2 separate regions of the Homo sapiens genome follow, and region 2 is linked to region 1. Evidence: read pairs that join two places in POLR2A ChIA-PET (ENCODE). Cell type or tissue: Panc1. All regions are shown on one strand.

The links. ChIA-PET counts read pairs that join two places held together with the same protein. Peaks named below come from ENCODE experiments on the same cell type or tissue, not always from the same donor. Only the 100,000 strongest peaks of a DNase experiment are listed, where the experiment ranks them.
Region 2: POLR2A ChIA-PET joins it to region 1 with 10 read pairs; 3 of 35 experiments call an interaction of 5 or more read pairs at or near these places.

What each region holds. Positions count from the first base shown.
Region 1 is chr9:131,663,173-131,671,172 of GRCh38, reverse strand. All of the region lies in intron 1 of RAPGEF1 (Rap guanine nucleotide exchange factor 1), which reads left to right. Among named protein-coding and RNA genes, the nearest start is that of RAPGEF1, 73 kb to the left of the region's middle. RefSeq lists enhancers at 764-883, 944-1,153, 1,184-1,263, 1,918-1,987, 2,018-2,127 and 2 more. In Panc1, no CTCF peak of the experiment used is centred here; no DNase peak of the experiment used is centred here; H3K27ac peaks cover 3,815 bases.
Region 2 is chr9:131,580,564-131,588,563 of GRCh38, reverse strand. It overlaps RAPGEF1 (Rap guanine nucleotide exchange factor 1), which reads left to right. Exons shown (of 27, transcript NM_001377935.1): 21 at 538-622; 22 at 734-828; 23 at 3,968-4,046; 24 at 4,152-4,253; 25 at 5,862-5,959. Among named protein-coding and RNA genes, the nearest start is that of PRRT1B, 39 kb to the right of the region's middle. In Panc1, no CTCF peak of the experiment used is centred here; no DNase peak of the experiment used is centred here.

The DNA.
Region 1 (8,000 bases):
GAAAAACGATCACTATTTCCTGCTCTGAGGATTCTAGAGTAAAGCAACTGAGTTTTTGAAGTTGGGTTGCCCCTGGTTTTTCCTAGGGGCATTCCCCGGACAGTGTGGGGTTTAGAGAGTGTTAAATGAGAGAGGTAATTTGGAGGGAGTTAGAGGAATGCTATTTGGCTGAGTTCAAGATCCAGGGAAGGGGGATGGCTGTCTTTTCAAAACACTTGGTTGAGGAGCCTCTTTAATCAGTATGGCGAGTTTTGTAACTGATCACAGACTGCTAAGGCATAAAGGCAGTGAGAAAGGGAGGACTTTCTGACTTAGGAAGATCCCCTTCTCCGCTTTCTTGCCAAATGTTGGCAATTCCAGGCATCACTGAAATATATGTTCTTCCCCAACCCATTATTTTTGGGGTTGTTTAAAAATAGTGTCTTGGTTGCACCCATAATCCCACCTCCCAAGTCGAGAGAGCCAGTGTATAACTTTGGCCTCTTCCTTGAGGCCGGGAGACTGTCCCGAGGTTTTGCGCTGAGAGTATTTTTAGCCCAGGTGCTAGCACAGCCGGGAGGTCTTTGATGTGCGTCTGCTATGAACCAGCCATCTTGGTCCTGGGCTTTTCCAGAAGGGTGTAATTCACTTTTACAAGCAGTCCTGGCCTGGAAGTCTTTTCTTCTCCTCTTACAGTGACTTACTCCCCTGGTGATCAAGGTTGTGAACACACTTAATAAACAGCTTATTTGCTAGTCTTTGGCTTCAAAAGGGGGAAGAGGAGCCTACACCAAGATTGTGGCATCTGCGTCAGAAGCGAGGGTGGGGACAGGATGGTGGTGATCCTAGCCAAGCCCAGTGTCCCACGCTGAGTGGGTGCTGACTTAAGTGGAACACTGACCCAGAGGAAATAAGAAAAGTCCTCTAGGGCCAAGAGCAGACGTGAGCCCTCCTTCCTCTGAACTTGAATTCTGCTTTGTTTGAACAATCCTTAGGGTACTTACTCCTCTCTCTACTAAATTAGGAGACCGTGTGGCTGGTGTGTGAAGCAGAACTGATTCAAATCCAGGGTCTGTCACTTACTCCTCGGCCTCACTCTCCCTGTCTGTGGCATGAAGACAGTGGTACCTGTATTGGAGGGTCACTTCGAGGCTTCAGTGAGATGAGGCCTGTTGAGTGCCTGCGGTGGTGCTGGGTGCTCACTGCACAAGAAGTGGTCCTAGTCATTGCTGTGTAGCCATTGTCATCGCTGCCAGCTCCACGTGGGCAGGGCCTTGTGTTACTCAGCACCTGATACAACTCCCTGTACATAGTGGGGGCCAATACATTTGACTGGAAATGAAGTGGATTGAATTTTAGGCTCTAACCCAATGAAATTCTGTCTGTGCTTAAACCAGGAGGACTTCTGATTTTCCCAGAACCTCAAGGGCCCTCAGGAGCCTCCCGTGGGGGTTAGGCCAGTAACTCTGAAGTAAGAGTCAGCTGGTATCAGTAGCACCAGGGTGGGCTCTTCTATCCCAGCCCTCTGCATGCTTGGGTGTCATGTCAGAACATGAGGAGGAGAAAGGGCTGAGGGAGGCGAGTTGACGCTTTCTCCTCCAGTTCGGAGGAAGGAGCCTGAACTGCCCTCGTTCAGGGGCAGGGGGGCCTGGGTGGTAAACTGGGCCTCCTCCTGACCCCAGCACCTTGCAAGTGCTTTGCGTGTAAATGTTTATGGAGTGAAGGGGTGGATGAGTGAGGATGCCACGCAGTGTCTGACCTGCACTGTGCAGTGCAGCCTGCTTCCCTAAGGTGACAGGGAAGGACTTTTGAGGTGACTCCTGTCCCTTCACTGTCTTCTTTCTCTGCCCATGAGCTCCTTCTGCAGTGTCCCAAGCTGCTAGGGATTGTGGCTGCCAGCTCCTTCCCCTGTTGTCTGGGAGATAAATACATGAATGTATGCTTACTGACGAATGAAAATGCTGTTTTTCCTCTGGAGGCCCAGAGGGTGGCCTGTCAAACTGTGAGTTCTCAGAGTCTCTGAGCAGGGCTAGCGCAGCAGAGGTGGGGGCCGTCTGCTGCCACCTCCTGCCTGCAGGCCCATGGGGCTCCATCACCACGACCCAGCCCCAGCTAGACAGGCCTTCCTGCCCCCAGACTGGCTGCTTTGCTGGTGGCACTGCACTGGAGAGCAGGAGGCTGCGGCCCCGGCAGAGCACTGTTGGAGTGCTGAGATGGCATGCTGCCTCCACCTGCCCCTCCTAGGCTGGCAGCCATCCTAACAGGCAGGTTCCTCTGAGCCACGGAGGCTGCCCCAAACAACTCCACCTAAAAGACAAAGGCCGGGGGAGGGCTCTGCCTCCAGATGATGAGATGTACCCTGGCCTCTGCTCTGTGGTTTACTCAGAATAAACTGTTATTTTACCATCACTCTTTTTTTCATTTTGCCTCTGAAAATAAAGCTGAGAAATGACTAATTCACATCTCAGGAAGCCTATGAAGTCTGTGGTTTTCATCTCTAGATCAATGCCTAACAGTAATGGAAAAGAAACGCTTCCCTGGGAGTAGGCCACCGTGGGGACAGGCCGCCTTGAGTGGTTCAGGACACCGGCTAGGGCTGCAGTCACCTTGTCTGTGAAAATGGGAGGGGAGGGGAGGTTTAAACTTAACCCTGTGACCTTGGCCAAGGTCCATGACTACCGTGTGACTCGGTCTCGTCATCTGTTTAGTGGTAATAAGAATACCTCCCCTCTGATGTTAGCATGAGGACCAGGCATATGCCAAGAGCTCCCCACATATTAGAAGCCCCACTCCTGGCTTCTAAGGGGATTTCTTAAATTGTAAGTTTTTTAAAAATCTAAATTTTAATATCTAATTTAAAAATTTCTGAGAGGAAGTTTAAAAACAGCCGCTGCTGATTTAACCACTTGATTGGGCTCCGGGAGGGAAGCCGCTCTGAGTCTCAGAGGCGTCCCTTCCATCCCCTCAAGCAGCATCTGTGGTTTATAAGAGGAGCGAGTCTGGGAATTCTCTTCACGTCTCTGGCAGGTAAGGGAGGGGCTCCCTGGACATCATCTCCATGCTTTGTTCACGCGGAAAAGTTTACCTGACGAGGGCTGTGGGTTCTGTTTAAATCCTAGGAGATGCTTAAGTTATTAGAATTTTTCTCTATTTTTAAAGCCAGTTGTGTTAAGAAATAACAGCTGTCCACTGAAGATGGTGGCATTTATCCCAAAAAGGAGTATATTTTTGAACGGTCTGGTGGCCACAGATGACATTTATGAATGTTAACTAAGTGCCAGGACTGGGCTTAGTGACTCACTGTATGTGCAGTACTGTATGACATCCTCCCAACGGCCCAGTGAGGTAAAGATCACTACTCCCATTTTACAGCAGAGAAAAGCAAGCCCCAGGGAGGCCAGCTGACTCAGCATCACACAAGATGACGGCCTTTCCCTTCCATCTGAGACGTGGGTGGGACGGGAATACGTGGATAGGCTGCCCTAGGCCACGTGTAGAGATGAGTGCCACTTCTGTTTGCCCCATGTCATAGCCATAGGACATGGTGGCAGTTCCCCTTTGAATGACTGTGGTCCCTACCTTCAGAGAAAATCAGTCTGGAATGTTGGGAAGCTGTGATGGTAGAGATTTCTTCTCTTGAAACAATAGAAGACTGCCTCTTTTTCCATGCATTCCATCACCAGACCTTGCACAGTGACATTTCTTGAGGCCATCACCCAGCCACCTCTGTCCCTGTACCAGGTACTGTGGAGGAGGAAATGGGCAGTACCTCCGTGTAGGAAGAGGGTGTGGGAGGGCTCCATAGTCTGGGACTCCAGTGCTGCCCTGAGCCCTGCCTAAGGCGAGCAGGAAGCCGCCTGTGACTCGGTCTCCTCATCTGTTGAGTGGTAATAAGAATGCCTTGGCTGGGCGCAGTGGCTCACACCTGTAATCCCAGCACTTTGGGGAGGCCGAGGCAGGCAGATCACTGGAGGTCAGGAGTTTGATACCAGCCTGACCAACATGGTGAAACCCCATCTCTACTAAAAATACAAAACTTAGCCAGGCGTGGTGGCAGGCACCTGTAATCCCAGCTACTAGGGAGGCCAAGGCAGGAGAATCACTTGAACCCGTGAGATGGAGATGGCAGTGAGCCGAGTTCGTGCCACTGCACTCCGCCTGGGTGACAGAGTGAGACTCTGTCTCCAAAAAAAAGAATGCTTTGAAGGCGAGCAGGAAGTGCCACCTTCAAGACCTCAGCACTCCACCCTGAAGCAGGCAGATCCAACCAGGCCAAGGCTCTTTGCTTCATGTCCCAGCCGTCCCATCACAGGAGGTGAGGGCCCAGGCTGTGCGTCTAGTCCAGCAGCACTGGAAATGTGGCCAGTGCCATCTGAGATGTGCTGAAGTATAAAATCCACAGCAGATTAATATGAAAGAAAAAGAAGGTAAATAGCTCATTAATCGTTTTTATATTACATGTTGTAATAATACTTTAGATAAATTGGGTCAATTAAAAAATATTTTTAAGACTGGGCACAGGGACTCTTGCCTGTAATCTCAGCACTTAGGGAGGCTGAGGTGGGCAGATAACTTGAGGTCAGGAGTTCGAGACCAGCCTGGCCAACATGGTGAAACCGTCTCTACTAAAAATTCAAAAATTAGCCAGGCGTGGTAGCAGGCACCTGTAGTCCCCGCTACTCAGGAGGCTAAGGCAGAAGAATCACTTGAACCCAAGAAGTGGAGGTTGCAGTGAGCTGAGATCTTGCCACTGCACTCCAGTCTGGGGGACAGAGTAAGTGAGACTCTGTCTCAAAAAAAAAAAAATTTTGTTTTAATTACATATGTGGTTCACACTATGTTTCTATTGGATAGTACTGGTCCAGAGAGTCCGTTAGAACCTAGAGGAGGAGGGTGAACAGTATAATCTTTCTTGTCTATTCCCTGGAGGTAGCTTGAACAACAGATGTTCTAGTAACCCAGGCTGAAGCGTCCCACCAAAGAAAGTTCCTGAATGAGTTGTCTCTGACTCGTGTGCTAGAACTACTTAGAGAATTATATTAAAAATCCATATAAACCATCTTATCTACATCTCTGATATTACCATCTGGTGTAGACTGAATGTCATAGCTGTTGGTTGTTACAGGGTTAATTCATTGATTCTTTTATCTGCGTGTTTGCTAACAAGCACTTATTTATTTTATGATGTGTCAGTTATTGGGCTAAGTGCCAGATTCCAAAATGAATGAGATTTGATTCTCTCATTGGGGTCTCAAAGGACTAGTAAGTAGAACCCTTCTCTGTCCCCTGAATTCTGAAAGTTGGAAAAGAAGACAGTAAGGTAGATAGATGGGGACCCAAATATCACCTTGATTTCTAAAGCCTTGCTTGAAGGATGCAGCTTGTTCTAAGAGCCCAGTGAGCTTCCCAGTATTGAGTCCCAGGATTAGACCAACATTACCCAACCACTCATAGTGGCTTTGCACTTGTCAGGCCTCCCCATCTGGGGGACATCGGAGAACAGGCTTACCATGGAGGGCTTACTCTCAGAGGTGGGGAGGGGGTTGGTTGGGGCGGCACATGGTTGGGTGCAAATCACACAGGGCCTCTCTGAGGGAGAATAGATGCCATCAGAGGTTTTCAAACAGAAGGGTGACATAGCGAGACTTAGCTCTTATAAGGACTACTCTGATTGCAGAGTTGAGAATGGGGAGGGCAAGGAGCAGGGGACAGTTAGAAAGCCATCGCGGTCGTCCATTTGAGGAATAAAGATGGCACTGGGCAGGCTGACCGTGGTGCAGGTGGTGAGAAGTGGTGGATTCTGAATGTACCATTAAGGTAGAACTCACAGGATTTGCCGAAGGATTGCCAGATGGACTCAAGCAAAAGAGAAGAATCAAGGATTTTAACCTGAGCTGCTGGAAGGGTGAAATGTCCTGTTTACCAAGATGTGGTCAAAGCAGGTTTGGGAGGAAGCTTCAGAGATACAGTTTTAGACTTGTGTTTGAGCCACCTGTCAAATGTCCAAGGGAATCACCAAGAGCTTGTGTTGTGTAATGAGACCACCCAACAATGAAGTCATCTGGCCCTCTTCTCTATCTACACATGTCCCTGAGGGCCTCCACTGGTCTTCTAGCTTCCTATACTGTGTATATGCCGACAGCTCTCGAATATATACCCCTAGCCTTCACCTAGCTCCTTCACTTCTCTTGAACTGCCAAATTCAGGCTCCTGTGGATGTCTAATACAGTATTTGTAAGAAGAGGAAATAAGGATGGATATACTACTTATTTCTGTGTAAATGAGGGATAAAACAGAAGTTATGTAGTTTTTTAACTTTTGAACTGTATAAATATTTTACAAATTCAGAAAAAATCCTGAAATTGAATATCAATAAAAACAAACCTAACTGTATATTAAATGATAATATAACCCACACAGAAAAAAGAATTAGAATATCTTTTTGAACACAGTACTTGCTATATGCCCATCACAGGATATATTCTAAGGACTAAAAGAATTGCTAAGAAATCTTGAACTTTTACCTTTAGTAGTTGTTAATGATATTCGTGTAGCAATTCTGAAGAAATTTTGTGTTTATTGTAGGATAAGGCAAATGAATAGATTGATGATGTTAGAAACCAGGGTTCTCACTGTTGTGGAAGGGAGCTGCAAATATGGAATCAAGGAAGGAGGAAGAACCTGGTGGTGTTGGCTTGCAGTAAGAAATAACAGTATTAACTTATGATTTAAAAATATATAGATATATACACACTCATATTTAATTATATATATTTACATTAAATACATGTACATATTTCTCTCCTAGCTGTGTCCACTGAAAGGACATAGAACAGTGACATCCCAGTGGCAATGAGCACATCTAATGCCCCGATCTTGGTTTCTAAATACCACTCCCCACCAAAAGGAGCTAGGGTACATTAAAGAAATGGCAGATTCCAAGCTGATTTCCTGGAGAAATGGGGTAGGGAAGGTACGGGGTGATTCTGGAGCTTCTTTTGCATCAAAAACCAAAGAAGTATTCAAAGATTGATGGAGACTCCTCAGTAACACTGGAGATGGGCTAAAAAGGTTCCCTCTGGCCAAGTTTGGAAGTTTGAACATGAAAGGGCATGATTATAATGGATTATAACACACTGAATAATAAATGAACACCCAGGTCCATAGTGATACCAAAAAAAGTAAAGGGTGGGGGCCTATTACTTATAAAGGAATGCCAGCCAATAAATATCGAGGAATAATTAATAATCACCAATGTGTAACCACCAGTAAAATAAAGATTCACATAAGGATCATCAGTGGATGCCAAACTATTCAGTGAAAATTTGTTAGGGAACAAGATGCTTAAAATCTCAAATTGCAGTACAGATTACTTATTAGTTACAAAGGAGAAACTATATCATTGCAGTGGAGAAATTTGGCAGATACCACCTTAACCAAGTGATCGAACTTAGCATTATCAATAACTGATTAATAATACAGTAGAAAGCACATACCACCCAGGAACTGTGTTTACCAAGCATGTATTACCCGAATCTCATGACAGGGAACAGGCAGATCCAACTTACGGGGGACCTCCTCCAAGACAACTGGCAGGCACTTTTCAAAATATGTCAACGTCCAAAAGCCAGTCCCGTCCCTCCTGCCTCCAGACTAGATAAGGGAAATTGGAGAGACATGACAACCAGATGCAATGTATGCTCCTTAATTGGATCTTGGATTTAAAAAAAAAAAAAAAAAGCTATAGAGAATCTGATAAGAGAAATTTGCTTATGGAGCAAATATTATGTCAGTGTTAAATATCTTGGGTATGATAATGTTATTATGTTATTTATGCAGGAGAATGTCCTTGTTCCTAGGAGAGAGACAGCTGGTAGTATTTAGAGATGTGTTATAACGTGTGCAACTTTCAGTTGCTTTGATGAAAAATAAATTTGCATGTGTGTTTCTGTGATAGAGAAAGAAAAGGGATGGAAAGCGAGCATGGCAAAATGTTAACGGTTGACGAATCTAGGTGAAGG
Region 2 (8,000 bases), 83 kb after region 1:
GACAGGGCAGGAGTGCACACACCCTGGGCTGTGGTCAGTTCTGGGTTGTCCCAGCACGAACATGGCAGTGGTTGATGCCAGTCTGTGGCCCGTCCCCTCGACACCGACGGTGAGTGTCATTTGCACCTATACATGTCTGTTGAGTAGTGGGCTCCTTCCAGTGAGCGCATAGCCTTCGTTTCTTTGGCACCATCTCTGTTCTTGCTGGCCACCTGGAAGTGGGCTCCAGCCGTGAGCGAGCCTTCTTGGCATCTCAACTGTCCATGAGCTCACGAGGGAAACTCAGGCTTCTGATTCCAGAAGCTGCTGGACATACCCAGCAGAAGCAGGAGAGAAAGGCAGACAGTGTCGTCCCGGAGAGAGGCAGGAGGCCATTAGGGCCCCAGGGAGCCTTTTGGGGCTTCCCCGCCCTGTAGCCTCCACGCTCCTGCTGGGCAGAGAGGCTCTCCTGCTCTGACGCCCGCAGCCCGGGCCTGCTCAGCCCTCCCCACCGGCCTCCCCACCCCTGACGGCTCTTCTCACACCTCTGTCTTCCAGGCCGGGGACCTTGCACGACTTTCACAGCCATGAGATAGCGGAGCAGCTAACGCTGCTGGATGCTGAGCTCTTCTATAAAATAGAGGTACAGGCTGCTCCTGCCAGGGGGAGCCACACTGTTTGTCCCTGAATGAGAGAAACCCCCATCAGGGGAAAGCCGGGGCTCCACCTCCATCTGCCTTCTTTCCTTTTGTAGATTCCTGAGGTTTTGCTTTGGGCAAAAGAGCAGAATGAGGAGAAGAGCCCCAACTTGACCCAGTTCACGGAGCACTTCAACAACATGTCCTACTGGTAAGAGAGGCCCAGCGCCAAGCCCTGTTGCTCTGGATGGTGGCACGTCTGGGTGGGCTCTGCGTTTTCCTTTGCAGGGAGCTTGAATGGTAGGAGAAGGAGCTGCCTCTTTCATTCCGCTAAGCTCCTGGGGGTTCCCATGAGCACTGACAGGCTGAGGACAGGGGCAGGGACAGGATGGGGCTTGCTGGAAGTGGCCACCTGGTCGAGGAGGCTCAGCAGGGAAGAGTGCCAGGGTCGAGGAGCGATGTCTGCCATAGGTGGTGTTGGGAAGGGCGTGAGTTTGCCCTCCTGCCCTGGTCACTGCCAGGCAATCTCAAGCTGATGCTCACACTGACTCTGCCTGACAGAACAGTTAGCAAAGGAGTGGGCTCTATAACGTTAATGTTTGCATTTAGTCTTTAATTCGTGTGTGTGTGTGTGTGTGTGTTTGAGACGGAGTCTCGCTCTGCAGGTGTGTGTGTGTGTTTGAGATGGAGTCTCGCTCTGCAGGTGTGTGTGTGTGTGTGTGTGTTTGAGACGGAGTCTCGCTCTGCAGGTGTGTGTGTGTGTTTGAGACGGAGTCTCGCTCTGCAGGTGTGTGTGTGTGTGTGTGTTTGAGACGGAGTCTCGCTCTGCAGGTGTGTGTGTAAGACGGAGTCTCGCTCTGCAGGTGTGTGTGTGTGTGTGTTTGAGACGGAGTCTCGCTCTGCAGGGGTGTGTGTGTGTGTGTGTGTGTGTGTGTTTGAGACGGAGTCTCACTCTGCAGGTGTGTGTGTGTGTGTGTGTTTGAGACGGAGTCTCGCTCTGCAGGTGTGTGTGTGTGTGTTTGAGACGGAGTCTCGCTCTGCAGGTGTGTGTGTGTGTTTGAGACGGAGTCTCGCTCTGCAGGTGTGTGTGTGTGTGTGTGTGTGTTTGAGACGGAGTCTCGCTCTGCAGGTGTGTGTGTGTGTGTGTGTGTTTGACGGAGTCTCGCTCTGCAGGTGTGTGTGTGAGACGGAGTCTCGCTCTGCAGGTGTGTGTGTGAGACGGAGTCTCGCTCTGCAGGTGTGTGTGTGTGTTTGAGACGGAGTCTCACTCTGCAGGGGTGTGTGTGTGTGTGTGTGTTTGAGACGGAGTCTCTGCAGGTGTGTGTGTGTGTGTGTGTTTGAGACGGAGTCTCGCTCTGCAGGTGTGTGTGTGTGTGTTTGAGACGGAGTCTCGCTCTGCAGGTGTGTGTGTGTGTGTGTGTTTGACGGAGTCTCGCTCTGCAGGTGTGTGTGTGTGTGTTTGAGACGGAGTCTCGCTCTGCAGGTGTGTGTGTGTGTGTGTGTTTGAGACGGAGTCTCGCTCTGCAGGTGTGTGTGTGTGTGTGTTTGAGACGGAGTCTCGCTCTGCAGGTGGGTGTGTGTGTGTGTGTGTGTTTGAGACGGAGTCTTGCTCTGCAGGTGTGTGTGTGTGTGTGTGTTTGAGACGGAGTCTGGCTCTGCAGGTGTGTGTGTGTGTGTGTGTGTGTGTGTTTGAGACAGAGTCTTGCTCTGCAGGTGTGTGTGTGTGTGTGTGCGTGCGTGTGTGTGTGTTTGAGACGGAGTCTGGCTCTGCCGCCCAGGCTGGAGTGCAGTGGCGCAATCTCGGCTCACTGCAAGCTCTGGCTCCCCTCAAGCTCCACCTCCCGGGTTCACGCCATTCTCCTGCCTCAGCCTCCAGAGTAGCTGGGACTACAGGTGCTCGCCACCACACCCAGCTAATTTTTTGTATTTTTAGTAGAGACAGGGTTTCACCGTGTTAGCCAGGGTGGTCTCAACCTCCTGGCCTCGTGATCCACCCACCTCAGCCTCCCAAAGTGCTGGGATTACAGGCATGAGCCACCGCTCCCAGCCTAGTCTTTAATTCTTAAAGCAAAATGAATCCCAGTAATGTGTTTATAAACCAGAGCTCTTGTCTCTTCAAGAGGCGACAAAGCCCCCATAGCAGCTCAGCATCAGGCAGGACCCCCTAGAGCTCAGCAGCTGTGCCACCCCCACCCACCCACTGTTGCCTCCAGGAGAATGTCTGATGTGTTTTAAAGGCCCCGAGATCATCTCCCGTTTGCCTATCTTCCTCCCCACAGAAGCACTCCATCCTGGGGAAAAGCATGTTTAGCTATGGCAGTCCAGCGTAGGGTTTTGCCCAACAGGATGTGGTTTCTAAAGCAGACGGAAGCTGCACACAAGGCCCCAAGCCTGGCTTCTGACACCAGCCTCTGGCTGGGTGCAAGAAGCTCAGGGGCACACTCCACAGGGCCTGGCTGCACAGAGGTGCGAGTGCAGTGGCTCACATCTATAATCCCAGGACTTTGGGAGGCCGAGGCAGGAGGGTCACTTGAGCGCAGGAGTTCGAGACCAGCCTGGACAACATAGAGAGACGCCCCCCCCCTACAAAAAATTAAAATTAGCCAAGAGCAGTGGTGCACACCTATAGTCCCAGCTACTCGGGAAGCTGGGGCAGAAGGATCAGTTGAGAACAGGAGTTCAAGACTACAGTGAGATATACTCACAGCACTGGGTGACAGATCAAGACCCTGTCTCTTAAATAAAAAAGAAGAACCAGCAGTGCAAAGTGCGGCACCACCTCCAAGTGACCCTGGTAGTGGCCCCTGTGAACCACAGGAAATTGAGGCCAGGGTGACATCCCTGCTGCATTTATCACACAGATGAGACTGGCCTTTGGCTTTGGTCTCGGCTTTGGTTGCTACTAAGGTTCTGAGAGTTTCCTTCCCTCGTGGCTGCCCAAGGTGACCTCTTACCTCACGTGCTAGCGGGTCTCCCCGAGCCAGTCCTGCATCACACAAGGAACTTGCCCAGCCCCCTGGTACTTGGGGCCCATGCTTGTCAGGAAAGGCTCTGCTTTCATCCTCCCATGCTCCACCTGCAGATTCGAAGCCCCCTTTGGGCCTTCACCAGATTTCCTTATGGTCACCAGATTTATTGTCACCAGATTTCCTTGTGCCTCTGTCCCAGGATGTTATGAGCTCCTGGAGAGCAGAAACTAGATCTATGCCTGGGGCAGGCTGCAGGTATTCAGTAGGGGTGGGCTCGTGGCCACTGGCATGGGGGTCGTACAGGTCCTGTCTCCACCAGGACCCCTGGGACCTGCAGGGACTTGTCAACTCAGCTGTTTCTTTTTCCCTTGGTCCATGCAGGGTCCGGTCCATAATCATGTTACAGGAAAAGGCCCAGGACAGGGAACGGCTGCTCTTGAAGTTCATCAAGATCATGAAGGTAATGGTGGCCAAGTCCTTCCCAGGCCCCCATCATCAGTCCCTGCTCTGGGAGCCCGGGACCCGCCTGCCCTCCTGCCTCACGGCACCGCCCCTCTCTCGGCAGCACTTGCGGAAGCTGAATAACTTCAACTCCTACTTGGCCATCCTCTCTGCCCTGGACTCGGCGCCCATCCGCAGGCTGGAGTGGCAGAAGCAGACTTCAGAGGTGAGTGGCCTTGGGGCGTGGGCGGGAGGGTGGCTGGTAAGGGGGGCCGCCCAGCCCTCAGGCGACTAGCTGTGGCAGAAAGTGCTCCCACTGGAGCAAATGCTGGGCCTAGGCCCCTGCTCTGCCACCGACATGCTGTGTGACCAGAACAGCTGCCCTCCCGCCTTCCTGTCTCTGATCCCCAATCTTCAGGCCCCCGGGAGCTTCGAGGTTGGTTCTGGGGTGGTCACATCCCGGTGTTCTGCTGCCACCCAGCAGGCCCATCCCTGGGTTCCCGCCTCCCCCGCCCGCCCTCAGCCCGTTCTTCTGAAGGGTCTGCTTCGGGCCGGGCACTGCGGTAGGTGCTGGGGACGCACTGTGAACAGCCCAACATGATGTTGGGTGAGTTTCTGCTAGATAAGCACTAAAAGAAGAAGGGTGGGCAGGTGGGCCAGCCCAGAGGAAGTGTCACTCATGCCACCATCTGCAGAGGAGGAGGAGTTTCCTGGGAAGGGAAGAGAATCAAAGGGGACAAAGGAGTGCACAGCCAGGAGCAGGTGGGGGTCAGCACCTCCAGGGACAGGAGGAGGCCAGGGGACCACATCCCGGGAGAAGGGGACCAGTTCTAGGTCATGAGAGCCTCAGGAGCCTGGTGAGGAGTTGGACCTTTATCCTGTGTAGGGAAATAATATTGCAAATGGGGGCAAAACCCATGGCTTTTGAGTGTCAGCCAGGCCACCCAGGGGTCATGTCAGGGACCCAAGTTCAGCCAGGCCACCCAGGGATTGTGTCAGGGACCTGAGTGTGACCAGACCACCCAGAGGTCATGTCAGGAACCCGAGCGTCAGCCAGGCCACCTGGGGGTCGTGTCAGGAACCCGAGTGTGACCCAGGCCACCCAGGGGTCATGTCAGAGACCCGGGTGTCAGCCAGGCCACCCAGGGTCTTCTTGTTCAAGCCCATGTTCAGGGATGGTTGTAAGCTAGTGTATGGGGAGAGGTGGGAAATTCACACGGCCTCTGCATGGGGGGTCCTCAGGAGGCAGCACTTCAGGGAGAGGCACGTAACAGGAGAAGAGGCAGGAGAGGGGCCTTCTGAGTGGGGCAGGGCTGGCTGAGTCTCCTAGGTGGGAGCCCCCCACCCCTGCAGGAGAGAAGCCACCCAGCCCTGGGGAGGGCGAGGTCACATGCTATCTTTAGTTGGTCCTCCCTGAGTACAGGGCAGAGCAAAGGCAGCTCCGAGTCAGGAGTGACGCCACTCAGTGTGTGCCTGGGAAGCTCCTCTGGCTGCACCGCCGAACAGGGCCAGGCAGGAGCCCATCTTCCGGGATGTCGTATACACACAAGCGCTGGCTGCCCAGGCACAATGAGTACTGTGGGGTGTTTCTCCACAAAACGGCCTGAAGTCCCCTGTGACCAGGGGTTGGGCTGACACTCGTTGAAAAGGACAGAATCCCTGCTGGCCAGGGCCAGGACCCACACCTGGCTGGGTGTTTGTGCGTAGTGGGACCTGTGGAGTTGGGCAGAGGGTGGTTGACCCTCCAGTTAGTGAGGAGGACCAGGGCTCTGCCCCAGCATTGCCCCAGCACTCGCTCACCCCTGTCCGGTCCTGTCCTGTCCTGTCCTGCCAGGGCCTGGCCGAGTACTGCACACTGATCGACAGCTCGTCCTCCTTCCGAGCCTACCGGGCCGCCCTCTCGGAGGTGGAACCGCCGTGCATCCCGTACCTGTGAGTAGCAGCCCCTCCAGGCCCCCAGCCCCGCCTGGGTTTGCCTCCATTGCTCTGGGGAAGATCTGTCAGGCTCCAGCAGAGAAATCTTAATTTAGGGGTTTCTAACGGAGACATTTGTACTTGGTTTTACTTAAGGTTCTTGTAATACAGTTATAATGCATAATATACAATACATATATATAATATAATATATAATGCTTCTTATAATACAGTTTAAACAGAAAAGAAGCGCTCAGGTGAAGAATACGGGTTCTCCTTTCCCAGCCCCCAGCCCCACTCTCATTTCCTTCTGTAGCCTGCCCGTGAGCATGTGCAGCCATGCTTGTGACAGATGTATGGCTCCTCTCCCCACACATGGCATCACACAGTATTCCAGTGTCCTCACACGTGGCTGCGCATTAGAACAACCTGAGGATGCACGGCCACCCAGGGACCTTGAGAGCCTTGGTGTAAAGAAGTTCAGAAAGTGCTTCCTGAGCGTGGACCATGGGCGAGAGGAAATATGTGTTTCATAGAAAAGGGACGTAGCGGAATAACCAAAACCAAACAAGTGTCTGTTGCAGGACTTACGAGAGCCTTTAGTATATACTAGTAGACACTGAGAATCTCCAAGAGACCAAAAGCGCAGCAGCATCCCAGTGCTGAGTGTTCAATGGCACATCCTATAGGGTTACTGCAGGGCTGCCCTCGAGGCCTCAACCCTCAGAGATACAAATCCCCAGGCTTCCTGCTCTGAGCACTAACAGTCTTTCCCACTGTGGCTCTACATCTGCTCCCTCAAGCTGAGTTCTCCCTGAGTGGAGGAACTGCCCCTGTCTTTCTCATCTGGCCTTAAGTCCTCTGCAGTCAGAAGCACCTATTAAGTTACTACACCTTGTTTGTTTCTTTGTTTCTTTGTTTGTGATGGAGTCTCACTCTGTCACCCAGGCTGGTATGCAGTGGCATGATCTTGGCTCACTGCAATCTCTGCCTCCTGAGTTCAAGCAGTTCTCCCACCTCAGCCTCCTGAGTAGTCGATGGGACTACAGGCATGCGCAACCACGCCTGGCTAATTTTTTTTTTTTGTATTTTTTTTAGTAGAGACGGAGTTTCACCATGTTGGCCAGGCTAGTCTCAAACTCTTGACCTCAGGTGATCCACCTGCCTTGGCCTCCCAAAGTGCTGGGATTACAGGCAGGAGTCACCACACCCAGCCAGTTTCTTTGTTTAATAAAGACGGAGTCTCTGTCACCCAGGCTGGAGTGCAGTGGTGCAATCATAGCTCACTGCAGCCTTGAACTCCTGGGCTCAAGGAATCCTCCCACATCGGTCTCCTTAGTAGCTGGGATTACAGGTACACGCCACCATGCCCAGCTAATTTTTGTATTTTTTGTAGGGACGAGGTCTTGCTATGTTGCCCAGGCTGGTTTCAAACTCTTTTTTTTTTTCTTTTTTTGAGACAGAGTTACGTTCTTGTTACCCAGGCTGGAGTTCTTGTTACGTTCTTGTTACCCAGGCAGTGGCGCAATCTTGGCTCACTGCAACCTCCGCCTCCCAGGTTCAAGTGATTCTCCTGCCTCAGCCTCCCGAGTTGGGATGACAGGTGTGCACCACCATGCCCGGCTACTTTTTGTATTTTTAGTAGAGACAGGGTTTCACCATGTTGGCCAGGTTGATCTCAAACTCCTGACCTCAGGTGATCCTCCCACCTTGGCCTCCCAAAATGCTGGGATTACAGGTGTGAGCCACCACACCCAGCCTAGCTGTTCTCAAACTCTTGAGCTCAATCCTCCTGCCTTAGCCTCCTATAGTACTGGGATTACAGGTGTGAGCCATTGCACCCAGCCCACCACACCTGTTAATAAAAGGAGATCTCTGCCCCTGCCCCCTGGTTTGGGTTTTGTTATTTTTTTTTTTTACTGCTCATTTGTTAATGTTACTTTAGCAGCCCACAGCTTCGCCCTTATGGGTTGAGCCATGGCAGCCGCATCACCCTCAGGCTCCTCATCAGCATACTGGCTTCCGAGGTCCCCAGCAGGTGCTTGTGGAGCCAGAGGCC